Linked DNA regions of Homo sapiens: region 1 is linked to region 2. The links are chromatin loops, found by intact Hi-C in ENCODE. Cell type or tissue: Calu3. All regions are shown on one strand. Links, peaks and the distances in the headings refer to the core of each region. The heading gives the core; the rest is flanking DNA. Region 1 overlaps LOC105377848 (a long non-coding RNA gene). Region 2 overlaps FAM135A (family with sequence similarity 135 member A).

The links. Hi-C counts contacts between places; a loop is a spot of excess contacts. Peaks named below come from ENCODE experiments on the same cell type or tissue, not always from the same donor. Only the 100,000 strongest peaks of a DNase experiment are listed, where the experiment ranks them.
Region 1: it touches region 2 in a loop (7-fold over the local background); 20 of 110 quality-filtered maps call a loop at or near these places.

What each region holds. Positions count from the first base shown.
Region 1 is chr6:70,367,402-70,375,749 of GRCh38, reverse strand. All of the region lies in intron 1 of LOC105377848 (a long non-coding RNA gene), which reads left to right. Among named protein-coding and RNA genes, the nearest start is that of LINC01610, 23 kb to the left of the region's middle. In Calu3, for the core only: CTCF peaks have their summits at 3,959, 5,969 and 6,224 (motif pointing right); a DNase peak (open chromatin) is centred at 6,219.
Region 2 is chr6:70,423,715-70,432,062 of GRCh38, reverse strand. It overlaps FAM135A (family with sequence similarity 135 member A), which reads right to left. Exons shown (of 22, transcript NM_001162529.3): 3 at 5,531-5,624; 4 at 3,644-3,759. The coding sequence starts at 3,720. Among named protein-coding and RNA genes, the nearest start is that of FAM135A-AS1, 14 kb to the right of the region's middle. In Calu3, for the core only: no CTCF peak of the experiment used is centred there; DNase peaks (open chromatin) are centred at 4,802 and 5,312.

The DNA.
Region 1 (8,348 bases), core at 279-8,278, 56 kb after region 2:
CTTTATAAAACCATCAGATCTCATGAGACTTATTCACTATCACGAGAACAGCATGGGAAAAACTCGCCCCCAAGATACAATTACCTCCCACCGGGTCTCTCCCATCACACGTGGGGATTATTACAATCCAAAGTGAGTTGTGGGGGATGGGACACAGAGCCAAACCTTATCAGTAGTTTTCAGAGAAGGGGCTATGGATGGGGCAAGTAATCCCAGACGCGTTTACCACTAGGGACACACTCAATTATTTAAGGGAAAAGCACTTTGGTGAATATGGCAAGATAGTTGATTTTTGTTTTCTTGGAAAGAATAACTCTGTCTTTCCTCCTGTGCATAGCACATTGGTACAATAAACTATGTGTCATTCACAGCACAGGCATGGTGTGACTAAAATTATTGGAATGCAGAAACTGATGTGATGATGATACAATTCTCTGTGGGGATGAGATGCAGAAGACGAGGAAGAGAGGAAGCACAGTTTTTCTTTTAATTTCAATAATGTTAGGAAATTTGCAATTTCTATTTTGCAAAAATAGAAGTATGAATTATGTTTTACAGTGTAAGTACCTGGCTTCATGAATCTAACTCTTTCTCTTTCTCACCTGTATATATGATACTTCAACAAGCTCTCCTGGTTCTACCTGTAAAATATATCTTGAATTACTTCTCACCATATTCACTGGCAATATTATTTTTTGCTTAAAATTCTCTAATGTTTACCCAAAATGATTAGATTAATAACCAAACTCCTTATTGTGATGGACAAGAGCTTATGTGAAGCCTATTGTCCAGACTTCATCTCCACCACTCTCACCCTCATCTACTATGTTCCATCACCTATCTCTATCTCTTCCTCCAACAGCTAGGCTCATTCTCACCTCCATGTGTTTTCACTTGCTGTTCCCTCTACCTAGAACTCCTTTTTCCCAGATCTTCACATAGCTCACTCCTTTTCATGTTTTTGGTATGGGTCCAAATATTACTTTCACAGAGACCTTTGCTGACTCTCTGAGCCAAAGTAGCCCTTCCCCTCTCATAACTCTTTATTTAATCATCCTTTTGAATTTTCTTCATAGCTTTTTCACCACCAAAAATGATCTTATTCTATTTTTAGATACCTGTATTTCTTATCTCAGTCTATTCACTCTCAAGAAGGTCCATGATTGCAAGAACATTGTCTTGTTTATTGATGAATCTCCAATGCCTAGGATAATGTCTAGTTCATAACCAGCACTCTAAATATTTGCTGAATGAATGAATAAAAGAACAAATGATGAATGCTGTCATGCTTCACATTCTGTTATGCTGTTTACAGTTGTGTGTACATTTGTAGTAATATATTGGGTGGGGAACACATTTTGAAATGGGGGATCTTATGCGCCCCTGAACCTCCTCAGTGTTACCATTATAAATACAAATCCTGTCTACTTATCTAGAGACACCTGTGTTAGGTCTTCATAGGGGAATTTAACACAATCCATACTGTCTTCGGATGACACAATAAAGAGGCCAGCAACATTGTTTTTGGAGTCAGATCTGGGTTTCAGCACAGGTTCCACAGCATACTAATTTTGCCACTCTAGGCCATTAGCTTAACCAGACATAAAGTACCTGTACAATGTTCAATAATTGGTGTTAATTGTTATGATCCTCACATTGTATAGTACTTTTCTTAAGTAATTACTAACTTTTCTTAGGTAAGTTGATGATGCATTTTGTATATCATGTGTGGTTGCTACCAGCAGATTGGTTAGTTTGAGAGACAGCACTGATGAGAAATGTTTAAAAAAAAAAAGGTTCCAGGTAAATTGGACCACTTAGCCAGATGCTTTTTCAATATATGTAGTCTTCTAAACAAGTTTTCTTACATTAACAACTTTTATCAAGAAGCAAATAGACATCAACAAGCATTTAGTAAATTTACTAGTGTCCTGTATTATGAAATCTCAGAATTTTGTAGTTTGTAAATAAAATATATGAAGCAAAATGAAGGTGGAGATACATAACTTGATTTTTGAAAACAAAAATTAAACAGGTTTGTATGTTTATTCATTTATCAACATTTTATTGCATATCTACTGATGCTAGGCATAGAGTTGTGTTGAAATCACAAACTTATTTGAAATGTATAACCTTTGAATGTTTGAGCCTCAGTAAAGCATCTGGTATAATACTTCTTAATTTTACTTTCAAACGATGCAAATTATTTAAGATACAAAATGTTACTTGGACCAAAACAATTCAGTAATCGGGCAATAATAGTCTTTTCAACAAATAATGGTGAGACACCTCTATATCCAAATGCAAAAGAATGAAGTTGGAGCTCTACCTCACACTGTATGTGAGGTACATAGTTAACTCAAAATGGATCATAAATCTCATGTAAGAGCAATCAAACTCTTATAAGAAAACATAGGAGTAAATCTTAGTGACTTTGTGTTAGACAATAGTTTCTTAGATACGACACCAAAAGCAAAGGTGACCAAAAAAATGGTGAATTAAACTATGTACAATTTTTTTAAAAGTTTGCCCTACAGAGGATGCCATTAAGAAAGTGAAAAGACAATCCACAGCACAGGAATAATATTTGGAAACCACGTGTCTGATAAGAGATTTATATTCAGAATACACAAAGAACTCATAGAACTCAATAAAAAAAGACGAACAACCCAGTTACAAATAGGCAAAGGATTTGAATAGATATTTCTTTAAAGAAAATATACAAATGACCAGTAAGCACATGAAAAGATGGTTTATATCATCAGGCATTAGGGAAGTGCAAGTCAAGCCACAATGAAATACCATTTCACACCCTCTAGGATGGCAATACAAAACAAACAAACAAACAAACAAACAAGCAAACACAAAAACCCCAGAAATAGTAAATGTTGCCAAGGAGAAATATAGATAAATTGAGATGTTTGTACGTTGCTGGTGGGAATGTAAAAGGTGGAGCTGTTGTGAAAGTTAAGCAGAATTACCAATAACCCAGCAATGCCACTCCTAGGTATGTACTCCAAAATTTGAAAACAAATTCAAACAGATACCTCTACACCAGTGTTCATAGTAGTATGATTCATAATAGCCAAAAAGTAGAAACAATCCAAATGTTCAACTGATTAATGAATAAGGAAAATGTGGGATATCTATACAATGGAATATTTTCAGCCCTAAGAAGGAATGAAGTTCTGATACATACTGAAATACGGATAAATCTTGAAAACATTATGCTAAATGAACAAAATCAGTCACAAAAGACCATATGTTGTATGATTCTATTTATATGAAATATCCAGAATAGGCAAGTCCATAGAGACACCAAATAGATGAGAGGTTGCTGATGAGGTGGGACAGGGAGGGGGATGGATATGACAGCCAATAGACACAGGGATTCTTTCAAGGGGGACAAAAATGTCCTGACATTATGGTGATGGTTGTACAACCCTGTGACTATACTAGCAAGCACTGAATTGTGCACTTTGAATGGCTGGATTTTATGGTATATAAATTTTATCTCAATAAAGCTGTTAAAAATGTTATTTGGAATGAAAATCAGCATGAATATTTATCAATAAAAAGCTAAATTTAAGGCATTTAAATTGCACAATAGATCACCAGATGTTTTCAATTTAAATTCAACTAATTTTTAATCTGTTCCTAATAGTTGCATGCATATATTTACCTGTGTTCATTCCAAAAGTGGGGAAAGGGGGAATCACTGGTTTTAATCCTTCCCTATCCTGTGGTAATTTTTTCATAGCTAAAAATGGATAAATTTCAAGGAATATATTTTATTTTTTACCACCAATTTTCTTCCCTGTTCCCATGTATGACAAATTATAAAATTCTTGTATTCTAAACTTTCATACGGAAAACTTAAATATGATGTAGGGAAATATTATTTATTTATTCTTCTTCTTATCCTCTTTGACCCAAGTTAATACAAACTTTTCTTCTCTATGTCCACCATACAAAGATTCTGTGTTTTGTGTTTTGCTTAAACTACTTTTAAGCCAAGGCTGAGTCTCCAAGTCTATGCCATCTAGTGGCAAGATTGAAGAAATTCTGGTTTCTTTACTAGCTTTAAATGTACAAATGTTGGCAGATGTCCAAGAAATGTTAAGAACCATCAGCAAATTAGTGACTAATCTTTATGTTTACTCTTTAATTCAAAGCAGTGAACTATGTGTTTACATAAAGTTTTTATGACTTTATCAATCTTGTATTTTTTTCAATTTGGCTGCCTGAAATTTAAAACCTAGGAATTCAAGACTTACTAATTTATTGCTAGTTTCTAACCACTTACAATTGAAGCAGGCGAGATTTTACAAAATATTTCTGGGTGCAGTGTAAACAGAAGATAATTGAATAATTTATTATTTTTTTCCAGTAATATTAACTACGTTCAATCTTAAATTCTGATATGTATGTATATCAAATATTGGTTATATTCACTGCTTTAAATTAAACTTTGAGTATAATTTTCCACATTTATATAATGATAGATCTGCATACCATGGGTTTATTTTTATGACTGATGAAATTATGTCTGTCACATTCAAAGCCAAAAATAGTCTGTCCCATTCCTTCCTTAGAATATGTAAAATCCAATATTAGTAATGTCTTTATCTACTGACATTGTAATGAAGCCATTTTTACGCTGTTTTGTAATAAGCATATTGCGTTACTCAGAATATGTCATGCTTACTTCAGAGTGATCTACTTTGATCAAATTGTCAGCATAGAAGTTGCTTTGGGTCAGCTGGTTTTATTCAGCGACAGAAAAATACTATTTTAAAAAATAAAAGTGGAACGTACCCAAGGTAAGTTTAAAGGTGAAATAAAGTACAATTATTTAAAATAGAAATGAGGTGATTTGATTGTGGACTCAGCTCACTTCTGAGTAAATGTTAACTTACTTTCAAAAAAGTTATGTCAGACATGTAGGCAACATGTTCAGTAATATCTTGGATAGGGATTTAAATAAACGCAGCTTCTGGATACTCAGCTGCAGCATTTACATTCAAATGAACCAAAATCTTATTACTGAGGATGAATTTAGAGAGGATAAGCTTAAACCTTAATCCTCAATAAATCATGCTGTTTGGAACGGACACTGGCAAACTATGAATCTTTCCATCACTTTAGAAAATAGATTAGCATATGTGCGCGTTTGTAAATTATTAATGTGTTCATTCTTAACAGGGCTGCACAGGGGTGAAGATGGGGAGGACAGTGAAAACAGCATGTTTAATGCATCATCTTCTTGTCTAAATGCCATTGATTAAGGGCTGCCATGTTTAATTATTGCTAATATTCTCCACAATCCTAAAATTATAGACTGCTAGGTGAGAACCTAAAGAAGGGAACTTAAAGAAGTCATCAAATCTGTCCCTGATATTTGTGGGTCCAGTAGCATTCTGGAGGTAAGAACCTCTTTGTTTTGTTAGGAAACCTCAACTCATGGCTACACAAACTAGCCTGGTGACTGCCATAGCAAACCCTTTGTCCATACCAAGACAATGTTCCTATTTTCACTTTTCTCTCATTTGTGTACATATTAGCTTATTCTTTGGATGTGATTAATCATCATCTCCCCAGTTTTGATAAATTTCCAGTGGAAGTTTCCTGGACATCCACACGGGAAGTAATATTCTAATTTTCTCAGAAAGACCTACACAATTTGCCCTTTTGAGGTCTAGACATCATAGTCTAGTCGCTAGAATGCCAGGGCCAGACCAGCTGGCTAAACTAACTCCAACCCAGAAATCTGTATAAATAAGGACTGTGAAAAAAAAAAGTGAAAAATGTAGGACTATAGAGAAAATGAAATGTTAGCTCTCGTAATGGAAATCTGTGACTTCCATTGAGGCTGTTGTTTGAAAATCTGTAAAGGGAAGAATTTCCCTTAGGAATGAGTATAGAAGGAAAGAAGCAGATGTCCTTGAATTGTTTGTTTGAATATGTTCTTTATTAATGAGATAAAAAGAGGAAATTCAGGAAAGGACTCACAAATGTTAACTGAGAAGTTGTGAAAAAGTCCAGGAGAGACAGCTGTCTTTGAAGCCAAACCAGAGTACAAAGCAGGAAGAGTTGTTAACAGTTCAGAGAAACATGCAGAGGCCAAAAGGGAAAGAACAGAGAAGTCACTGGTTTTGAGTACAAGATTCCTGTCCAAAAGATGGGGCCAACGTAGTCGTTACTGCTTGGCGACAGAAGGGGGCAGCAGAGAGCTGGAAGGGTGGCCCGGTTGAATCAGAAAGTCAATTCAGCAGATCAGAATGCTAGGTTGAAGCTAGGAGAGTCAGAAAGCCTCCCAGTGAGTGTTATAGAAGTGCCAGATGGGCTGATAAAGTGGTTAAGGCCTGCAGAGGAAGCTACCAGCACAGTTTTCTAGCCCTAGAAAGCCTTTCTTTAAAAGACCATTCAAATACTCACTTTAGCATGACTGGGGGATGAATGGCTCAGGTCCTAAGAAAGCAAGCAGACTAGCACTTTTTCCAGAACTTTTATCCATATTCATCTATATTAAGGGTGCAACACCATCAGTGATGTTAATAGTGGCAAATAAACTGCTGCCTTTCTATTGGTTGCTTGTGAATATCATCAGGCTTCCATATAGGCGCCTCTCATCATTCAGTATTATCTCTTTTTGAAAAATTTATTTATTTATTTCAGATGGAGTCTCACTCTGTTGCCCAGGCTCGAGTGCAGTGGTGAGATCTCAGCTCACTGCAACCTCCACCTCCGGTGGAGTGATTCTCCTGCCTAGGCTCCCAAGTAGCTGGGATTATAGGCACCTGCCACCATGCCCAGCTAATTTTTGTATTTTTAGTAGAGATGGGGTTTCACCATGTTGTCCAGGCTGGTCTCACACTCCTGAACTCAAGTGATCTGTCTGCCTCCGCCTTCCAAAGTGCTGAGAATACAGGTGTGAGGCATCATGCCCAGCCCATTCAGTATTATATCTGAATGTCATACTTGACTTTGATTTTGGCATGACTGCTGCTGAACTTCCACCTGCCTCATTTCAGAATAATTTCACAAGCAAGGCTAAATGACTTAAGTACTCCAAAAGGAATCTTTTCATTGGTTCTGGCCAATGCTTTTGTCATACTTGTTCCTGGAAGTGTGATGGACAACAGCATCATTTAGACCAAGATCAAGTCCATGCTGGTGAGCTAAGGTAGGGAAGAGGAGGGCCGTAGTGCTAGGAAAGGAGGGTTTAGCCTCTTTATATTCTGTGAAGTGCAGCACTTCTTAGCTAGATAGATTAACTATTTCATTTTGTCTGCCAGGAATGGGCAGCTGTGGCTTAATCATTGACTGAAGCCAGCGGAAGTTGAAGGCCCTGTAGGTGGTGGTTGGTTCGTTGTTGATGGATCTACTGGATGCTTATTGAGTTCTGCTAGCAGTGGTGCACTTAAACCAGCTTGTACTAACTTCTGAGAACCAATTGTTAGCATCTCCATTATACCACAGTGGTAGCTTGAAATCAGCCACAGAAGCATACTTACACTATAGAAACTGGAAAACCCTACAGATGAGCTCCCTGTTCCATTCCTTCCCTGCATACTGGCTGTTAAACATTTGCCAGCACACCACTGGCTATGCAACAAGTACAATGCTAGACCCCTATTCTGTCATTGGCAGAGATAATAGTATTACCTCATTCTTTTTATGTCTTCTCTTGTTTTTTTCTTATTAGAACATTCAAAGATGTTCAGTATTATAAACTATTGAAGTGAAAAATTACCATTTTCCCACCTGCCCTCCGACCTTATAGTCATTGGATGTTGTGTGTGTATGTGTGTTCCTGAAGGCCCTACTTCTAATATGAGGCCAAACAGTTTGAATCTGGTGTGAGAGCTGGCTGTGTGGCACACAGGCAACTTCAAACAAAGTCGATTAGTGGACAAGAAATCTAGTGTTGACTTTGCCCTTAGTTAATTTGGGTGAGACAAATCTTCACCAAGACATAGTTACTTAGAGGGGCTTTGTCTAGCAAACTCCACTTATTTCTGCTCTAAAATTCTGAATTACATATCTAATTTTCTTTTGGACTGTCAAGTATCTATATACTTAGGGAGAGTATCAGTCATCATCTCTAAATAATTTGCTCCAAGCCTCCATTTATACTAAATCACTTTTTGTTCTCCCAAACATGCTATGTTAAGACTCTGGGCCTTTGCATTGAACGTTCCCTTTTATGGAATGTCCTGCCCTCCCTTCTGTCCATCTGACAAAATCCTACTCCTCTTTGAAGGGTCACCTTATATGTGACCAGCATATTGTAAAGCCTTCCAGGACTCTCTCAGCAGACTTTAGTGTCTCATGTCCCTCTGCTG
Region 2 (8,348 bases), core at 100-8,099:
TGAGGTAAAACTTAACATGATTTTATTAAGCAAAGTGATTTCACATCATGACTTTTTTGTCTAAAGAGTAACACTGTTTTACTTGGAAAGAACAATTTTACATGTTGATATTATGTTTATATTACACATTAAAATATTTTATAATTTTATAATGATATATTTTATATATAGGTCAGAGGACACTACATATATTTGAAAACTATTTTATAAACAGTAATGGTTTCCAAATAATCATTTTTTTCATGAATACAACTTAAGCAAGCAATTTGTTTTCTAGCTAGTCTTCAAATCTAACTCCAATACTGAATTGCTTTTTACACATTTAGCTTGTCAAAATCATGTTGTTAAAAACAAACCTACAAAATGTAACCTGTAGATTGATTTTAAAAATGTCACCTATATTTTGCTCTTCCTTATATTCAGACCTCTTACAGTGTGACTCCCATTAAGAAGTGGAGTGTAGTTGCCCACCTTTTAAATGTGGGCTGGCCTTACTTATGACTTGCTTTGGCCAGTATCTTGTGGTGGAGGTGTAACAGTGCATCATTTCCAAGCCTAGATGATATGAGGTCTGCTGGCATGGTTTCTCTCTTCTGTGGACCCATGCCTTGTCCATGAGAATAAGCTGCAGGATGAGAGACTGTGAAACAGAACTGAGACTGCCCAGCTGAGGCCACTCTGCATCCAGCTAGTGCCCGGCCAATCTGCCATCTGACTGTGCATTCATGAAGTGAGCCCAGCAAAGATGAGCCAAGCCACCCTAGATCAGTAGAACCGTTGAGATGATCCACAGACTTAGGAGCAAAAATAAATGTTTATTGCCATAATGCCATTGAGTCTTTGTGTTTGTGGTTAGCTGCATTATTGTGACAATAAACAATACAGAAATCGATACCTAGAAGTGGTGTGTGCCATAACAAAAACTTAAAATAAGTGGCATTAATTCTGGGGCCAAACTAACAGTTACAGCTACAAATGGTGGAAAAATAATGAGGAAACTATAGGAGATGAGGAAAATGGTAACCATGTTATGGAGTGATGTAATATGCTATCTTACACTAACCTGGAATAATTCAGAAAATGTATCTAAGAAACTTTTGGACTTAGCAAATTAATTTCCAAGCAGAATACCAAAAACGCCAACTGGTTGCTCCTAGCTAAGTATAAGGTTCTGCAAGATAGAGATGAACTAAAGAAAGAGCTAGTCATTTTATAAGCAGAATCTAGAAGAAATCTAGAGCAACTAGAACTTGCTGGGTTGGAAAATAAAACTGTTTCATCTGCAGTCTCCTGAAAATAAAACAAAGCCCTTGAACAAAGATCAACTCAAGGATGTAGCTGTAGCTTCCTTTCTTAAGATCACTAAAAGAATTAAGATGTAAGCAGACGTTCTCAGCATGACAAAAGGATTTTTAGAAAGTTGATGGGCATGATCCCACAGAATTCTAATCCCCAAGTAGCAGAGATTGGTAGATATGCTATCTAGAGAGCAAGCATGTCTCAAAAACAACTGTGGCTGTGGGCTTTAAAGCATGGAATAAACTTATCAGCCATATGGACAGTCCACAAAGTTTTTTAAGTGAATTGTACTGGCCAAAAAGCCACCAGCCTGACTCGTGACCTCGCACTGTGACTTGCTTGGCCAATGGAATGCAGTGGAAGTAACAGTGTGTCAATTGAAGGAGACTTGCATCTTCTGCTCTCTTTCTTTTTTTGTTTTTTTTTTTAGATAGAGTCTCACTCTGTTACCCAGGCTGGAGTGCAGTGGCACCGTGTCGGCTCACTGAAACCTACGTCTCCTGGGTTCAAGCAATTCTTCTGCCTCAGCCTCCCGAGTAGCTGGGATTACAGGCGTCCACCACCACACCTGGGTAATTTTTATATTTTTAGTAGAGATGGGGCTTCACCATGTTGGCCAGGCTGGTCTCGAACTCCTGAACTCTGGTGATCTGCCCGCCTTGGCCTCCCAAAGTGCTGGGATTACAGGCGTGAGCCACCGCACCCGGCCTTCTGCTCTCTATCTCAGACTCTTGTCTCCACCATGAGAACAAGTCCAGGCTGGCCTGCTAAGAAATTAGAGACCATATAGAGCAGACCACAGCACAGGCACAGCTGTTTTTATTTTTTCAACAAGATGGCAAGGTCAAGGCAAAAAAAAAAAATAGAGAATCTCTTGCTCTACTTCTTCTGTTAGTCCCACTGCCACCACTCTTTGTATAGATCTCCAGATTTATATCTTGAGTTACTATCAAGTGCCTCTAAACTGTTTCCTAGGTTTCTATTTCTTCTACACAACCATCAGTCTAATGTATCATAATATCCATCATGTTAGTAAGTGCTTATTGTAATAATAGTGATAAAATTTTATCCTTACTTAGAAACTATTGATGGTTACCCAAATCCCTAGTGTCAACTCTTCTCTAGACATTAAAGTCTTTCACAAATATAACCTTGCCATTCTTTACTACCTTTCTTCTGTAATTCTCCTAGAAAATATCCAATTTCCTAAATATTCTTTTTTTTTAATTTTTATTTTTTTTAACGTTCCTTGAGATGGAGTCTTGCTCTGTTGCCCAGGCTGGAGTGCACTAGCGCAATCTCGGCTCACTGCAAACTCTGTCTCCTGGATTCAAGCGATTCTCCTGCCTCAGACTCCTAAGTAGCTGGGATTACAGGCGTGCACCACCACGCCCGGCTAATTTTTGTATTTTTAGTAGAGGTAGGGTTTCACCATGTTGGCCAGGTTGGTCTCAAACTCCTGACCTCTGGTGATCTGCCCGCCTCGGCCTCCCAAAGTCCTGGGATTACAGGTGTGAGCCACCACACCTGGCCCCTAATTATTCTTAAAAATAACATGTTCGTTTCTATTTCCAACACTTGATTCATGTGGCTGTACTGAATCATGCTGTTCTCTTCTACAAATATGATCTTTCACTTTATACTTTGCCTATCCAAGTCTTAGCCATACTTTGATCTTATCCCTCCATAATGCCTTTTCTAACATACTAAACCAGAAAGACGTCTTTCTGTTGATTCCTAGAGCACCTCTTATACATACTTATTGATCTTAGCCAAAACGCCAAGAAGTTATTACATTGCTTTATAGGTACCATTGATAAAGATTATTGTTTTAGTGTTTTCGTGAAATAGTGAAAAGATGAAAACAAATGAAATACCCAACAGTGGGTGACTGTTAAATTATAACATGTCACAGTGTAATAGTTAATAATTAAAAATGATATTATAAAACTACATTCACTGATACAGAAAAATCAAGTGAAATAAGCTTCATCATGTATGTTTGTATTTCTATTTAGTTGCTTTGTATGCATGTCTTATTTTTTCCCATTATACTATAAGATTTTAAAGAGCAAAAATTAGACCTTATACATTTACAGTAAAGTCCTCTCAAGGCTCACTACAAATTCATAAACACAGGTTCAGTATATCCAGCATTATCATTAAATTCATGTGAATAATCCCAAAATATCTATTTAATAAATAAAATTTATCTGAGAAAATAATTACTTGAATATAGTTCATTGTTTTCCTTATATATGCTGGAATAAAAATATGTAATTAAATTTAAATTTAAACTGTACATCTTATGCAAAATATATCATTTTCACAATAAAATACATACCCTCTCTGAAACAAATCCACATTGTAGAACTTGTTTAGCTCCACAGAGAATTCTACCATTGCTTGAACTTCAGTCATTTTTAATTTATACCCAGAAGACTATTCTGATAACAGCACCTTTGTTAAGGAAAGGGAAAAAATCATGAGAAGCGTAACAAAAATGCCAACTTATAAAAATGCTATTATTTATACATATTTTAGAATATGACACATAGGCAGAAAATAAAAACAAATTATTTCAGTGTACTTAACAACCTAACCCAACTAAATAGGACCAGAATGTATACTTACTAAGCTGCACTACTCTCTATAATTTAAGATTGTCCTGTCAGAAAGCTTTTTCTAAGATTTGTTACCCTTGATGACATTTATGTGATAATAAATAATACAACATATTGCTAAAAGAAACTCAACTTTATCTCTTATAGATAGGAACTTTTTTAATAGTGAAGATATCTAATATTCTCTTCTTGTGCTACATTGCACATGTAAGTAACTCCAGAGTCAAAAAAAAATTAACACTCTTCAATCCCCAGTTAAGCTGATGAAAGGTTTTTCTTTAAGTGAAGAAAAAAATTCTTAAATCACTTTTCACTTTTAAATTTAAAGAGAAAGAGATTTTTTCCTTTATTACAAATTCTAAAGTATTCAATTGCAAAGAAGTTGAAGAAAAGAAAATAGACAAGCACAAATAGAAAACATTCACAATTCCATCCACTGAAATACATACTTTGGTACGTTCTTCATGTGTGTGCATTTGTAAAATTTTTTAATAGTGGGATCAAACCACATGTACATTTTATCATCTGCTTATTTCACTTAATTATTCAGTGAACATATATGTCAATAATGTAGTTTTACAATATTAATTTTTTTTTTTTTTTTTTGTGAGACAGAGTCTCGCTCTGTCACCCAGGCTGGAGTGCAGTGGCGCGCTCTCGGCTCACTGCAATCCCCGCCTCCGGGGTTTAAGCCATTCTCCTGCCTCAGCCTTCTGAGTAGCTGGGACTATAGGCATGCGCCGTCATGCTCAGCTAATTTTTGTATTTTTAGTAGAGATGGGGTTTTGCCATGTTGGCCAGGCTGGTCTTGAACTCCTGGCCTCAAGTGATCTGCTCACCTCAGCCTCCCAAAGTGCTGGGATTACAGGCATGAACCACCGCCCCCGGCCATTAATTGTTAACTATGACACTGGGAACATGTTATAATTAAACAATCCCCTATTGTTGGGTGACTTCAGTAGTTTCCATTTTTTCACTATTTAAAAAAAATTATAACAATCATCCTTATCAACAGTACATATTTAAAGAATAACTTCTTGGACTGTTAAGTAAGCTAAGTGTAGAAAGCAATTTAGAGTAAGAAAGTGTTGGAAGACAATTCTTCACAAATCTCTCATGTTTCTACACGTCTCACAAGCAGAGACATAGACAGCCTTTGTTCCAGACTATCTTTTCACGGATGTTTGTATAATGAACAATCTTAGAAGTCAGAGATAGTGTCTTATACTAGAACAAAGGGCAGATTTGTCTACTGTTCTGTATAATACAGATAAAGCCTCCCTCCAGGAAAAAAGTCAGGCAGGTTTACTGTCCATTCTAAAAGACTCAGGTTCCCCTAATTCAGGGTTCTTCTCCTGTAACACAAACTACTCACATACAGGTGTCACCTGGTACTCTTGCTAGTGCTATGAGCATAAACAATCCTCGACCTTGATCCATGACTCTCATGTCCTGCCAACATCCATGGCACCGTGGCAGACTAACTTGTCAGCTTGCAAGTGGGGTAAAATCTCAGACCCTTCCCAATTCTTGAAGCAGTTCTTCATAGAAATTTGGCAAATACTCGAATCTATTAAGAATTAAGTGCAAAAAAGTTATATTCTTACCTCTGCTTTTCAAAGCCTCATTTTTAACATTATTAAATAACCAATCTTGTACTTCCAGTTACTGATTCCCGTTGTTAAAAATACACCGTTCCCCCTATGAGAAAAAAAAGTAACATCTCAAACCAAATAGTAGACATAAAAAAGTCTGTCTTAAGGAAACCTATGTTTTGTTAGTTACTTACTATTTTCAATTTATATAAAAGATATATGTCCTTCGAAGGCTTATGAATAAGTTTTAGAGACTTTTTTCATTCACAATTTCAATATCAATATTAACTATTATATCTCTATTAAGGATTCACTTACATATAATTCAAAGTACAATAACAAATAGAGTACTTTCTTAGTTCAGTAGGAACCCTCATGAATACACAAAACATTATAAGCTCATTAATTTTTTTTTTGTTGTTGTTTTTTTTTTTTGAGACGGAGTCTCGCTCTGTCGCCCAGGCCAGACTGCGGACTGCAGTGGCGCAATCTCGGCTCACTGCAAGCTCCGCTTCCCGGGTTCACGCCATTCTCCTGCCTCAGCCTCCCGAGTAGCTGGGACTACAGGCGCCCGCCACCGCGCCCGGCTAATTTTTTGTATTTTTAGTAGAAACAGGGTTTCACCTTGTTAGCCAGGATGGTCTCGATCTCCTGACCTCATGATCCACCCGCCTCGGCCTCCCAAAGTGCTGGGATTACAGGCGTGAGCCACCGCGCCCGGCCCTAAGCTCATTAATTTTTAAGAGGTGGAACTCACCATTTTAAAGTAACTCCCTGAGTACGTATATATGTATGTGTGTGCATGTATGCATATATGTATGTATGTGTGTATAAAGAACTATTTAAAATACTTTGACACAATGATTGCTTCAATGTGCTATGGATAGTTTTCCTCACATTTCAAATACTGCTTAAATTTTAAAAAAATCTATCTTTTGTCCTTGGTATAATTATTTTAGGTACTAAAAATGTTGGAATAAAGACCACGTTCACTCTTTGATACAGAGTTTTTCTTCTCTCCATTATAAAGATGTAGACTTTACCAGCTCCCATAACTGCTATTTTAAACTTTAATAGTCACATCAAAAGATTTTCTGGTAACTATTTCTAAGATCAAACAATGCTATCTTTATATAAGATATTCCCCATTTTGTGGAAATGATGTCGAAGATAGCTTCTCCTGTACATATATTCTTGTGTGCAGGGTTTAGATTATGTTCTGGTTTTGATTCTAAGTAAAGTTTGGCCAAGTCTCTATGCCTTAACTTACTCAGGTATAAAATGGGTATTTGTTCATTCAAACATTTATTGAACACCTACTATAGGCTAGGAATTGTAGTAAGTATGAGGTATAGCTAAGTTCTTGATCTCAAAAGTTAACTAGCCATCAGAAAGAGGTATACTCTGTGTGTGTGTGTAATATGTATTTTATATATATAAATATATATTAGATATATAGAATATATATATGAATAGCATAATGCTTAAAATATAGGTTTGGGATTTGGGTCCAGATAGCACCCATACCACCTAACTCAGTAAGCTGGCCTTTTCCTTAATATAGAAATTAATATCAGAATTAAGATACTGCTATAACAAAATCCTAAAACGTGGTACTAGCTTAGTAATTAGGTAGCAGGCAAAAGGAGAACATACTACTACGATACTAATAACCACTGTTATGTGGAAATAAAACAATTGATTAAACTGTTGCCTACAATAATCTGCAAAACTAGTGCCCATAAAAAGCCCATAGTCCCAGAAAAAGTACATGAAAAATGCCACAATACCGGGTGTTGGTGGTTCTTCGCCATGTTTACTCAAGCAAGAATTGGCTAGTTTGTAAGCAAAGATGGAAAGAAATAAGGCCGCTTAAATGTGGGGCCTTGCAGCCAATACCCCATGTCAGGTTTAGTGCCTTGGTCAAAGGAATTCTTGACAAAACAAAGGGATCCAGCTCTGCAGTTAAGATTAGATTAAGGATGCTGCTATCCCACCAATACTTGTTGTTTCAAATAGTTTTAAGACAGTGACCATTAAAATGAGGGATGAGGATGTGCTTCATTAAAATGAGGCCATCAAAAGATGTTGGGTGCATAGACAGAAATAAATAAGGCAGGCTTAAGAACCACATCCAGAAAATAACTTTGGTGTAGTTACTGGCACAGAGAACTGAATGGAGAGAAACGTAAAAGAATCCTATTATGTTTCTGACGGAATAGTATTTGTCAAATAAATTATAAGCTAGGGTGCAAAGGCTTGTGACTGTGTAACTTGCAAGCTGGAAAACCTGCAGTAGCAAGAAGCAGGCTATGAAAACTGAATAGCCTTCAAAGTGGGCAAACTTTCAACATCAACTTCAGATGTGGCCACAGAGGTTAATGTAAGGAAGAAACACCCAGACAGCAAAGACAGGGATCTTAATGCAATGAATATTGACATTCATTCTTACCAGAAAGCAGAACTAAGGATATTAATCCACTGCGAGGGCATGAGATCTTCATCATTCTCATGAAAAGAGTTTTTTCATTGTTTATTTTCCCAAATGGGAGATTTTATTACTGTTTTCCTGTTTCTGATCCACTATAATATGTTGGGTATGTGTGGGAGGGATGGAGGAGGAGTAGATAACTGTGATTTGTTTATAGGTCACTGGACTTGCAGATCTAAAGTACTGTGCCTCTCAGTGAGCTTGGATTAATGCAACTAATGGATGGTACTATGGGTTGTCTCCCTTGAGGAAGAAATATAGGAATATTATCAACAGGTAGGATGAAGGCCAAAGTGGCAGACTGTGGTAGACTGCTTGTCACATCTGTTTTCCCTTCCT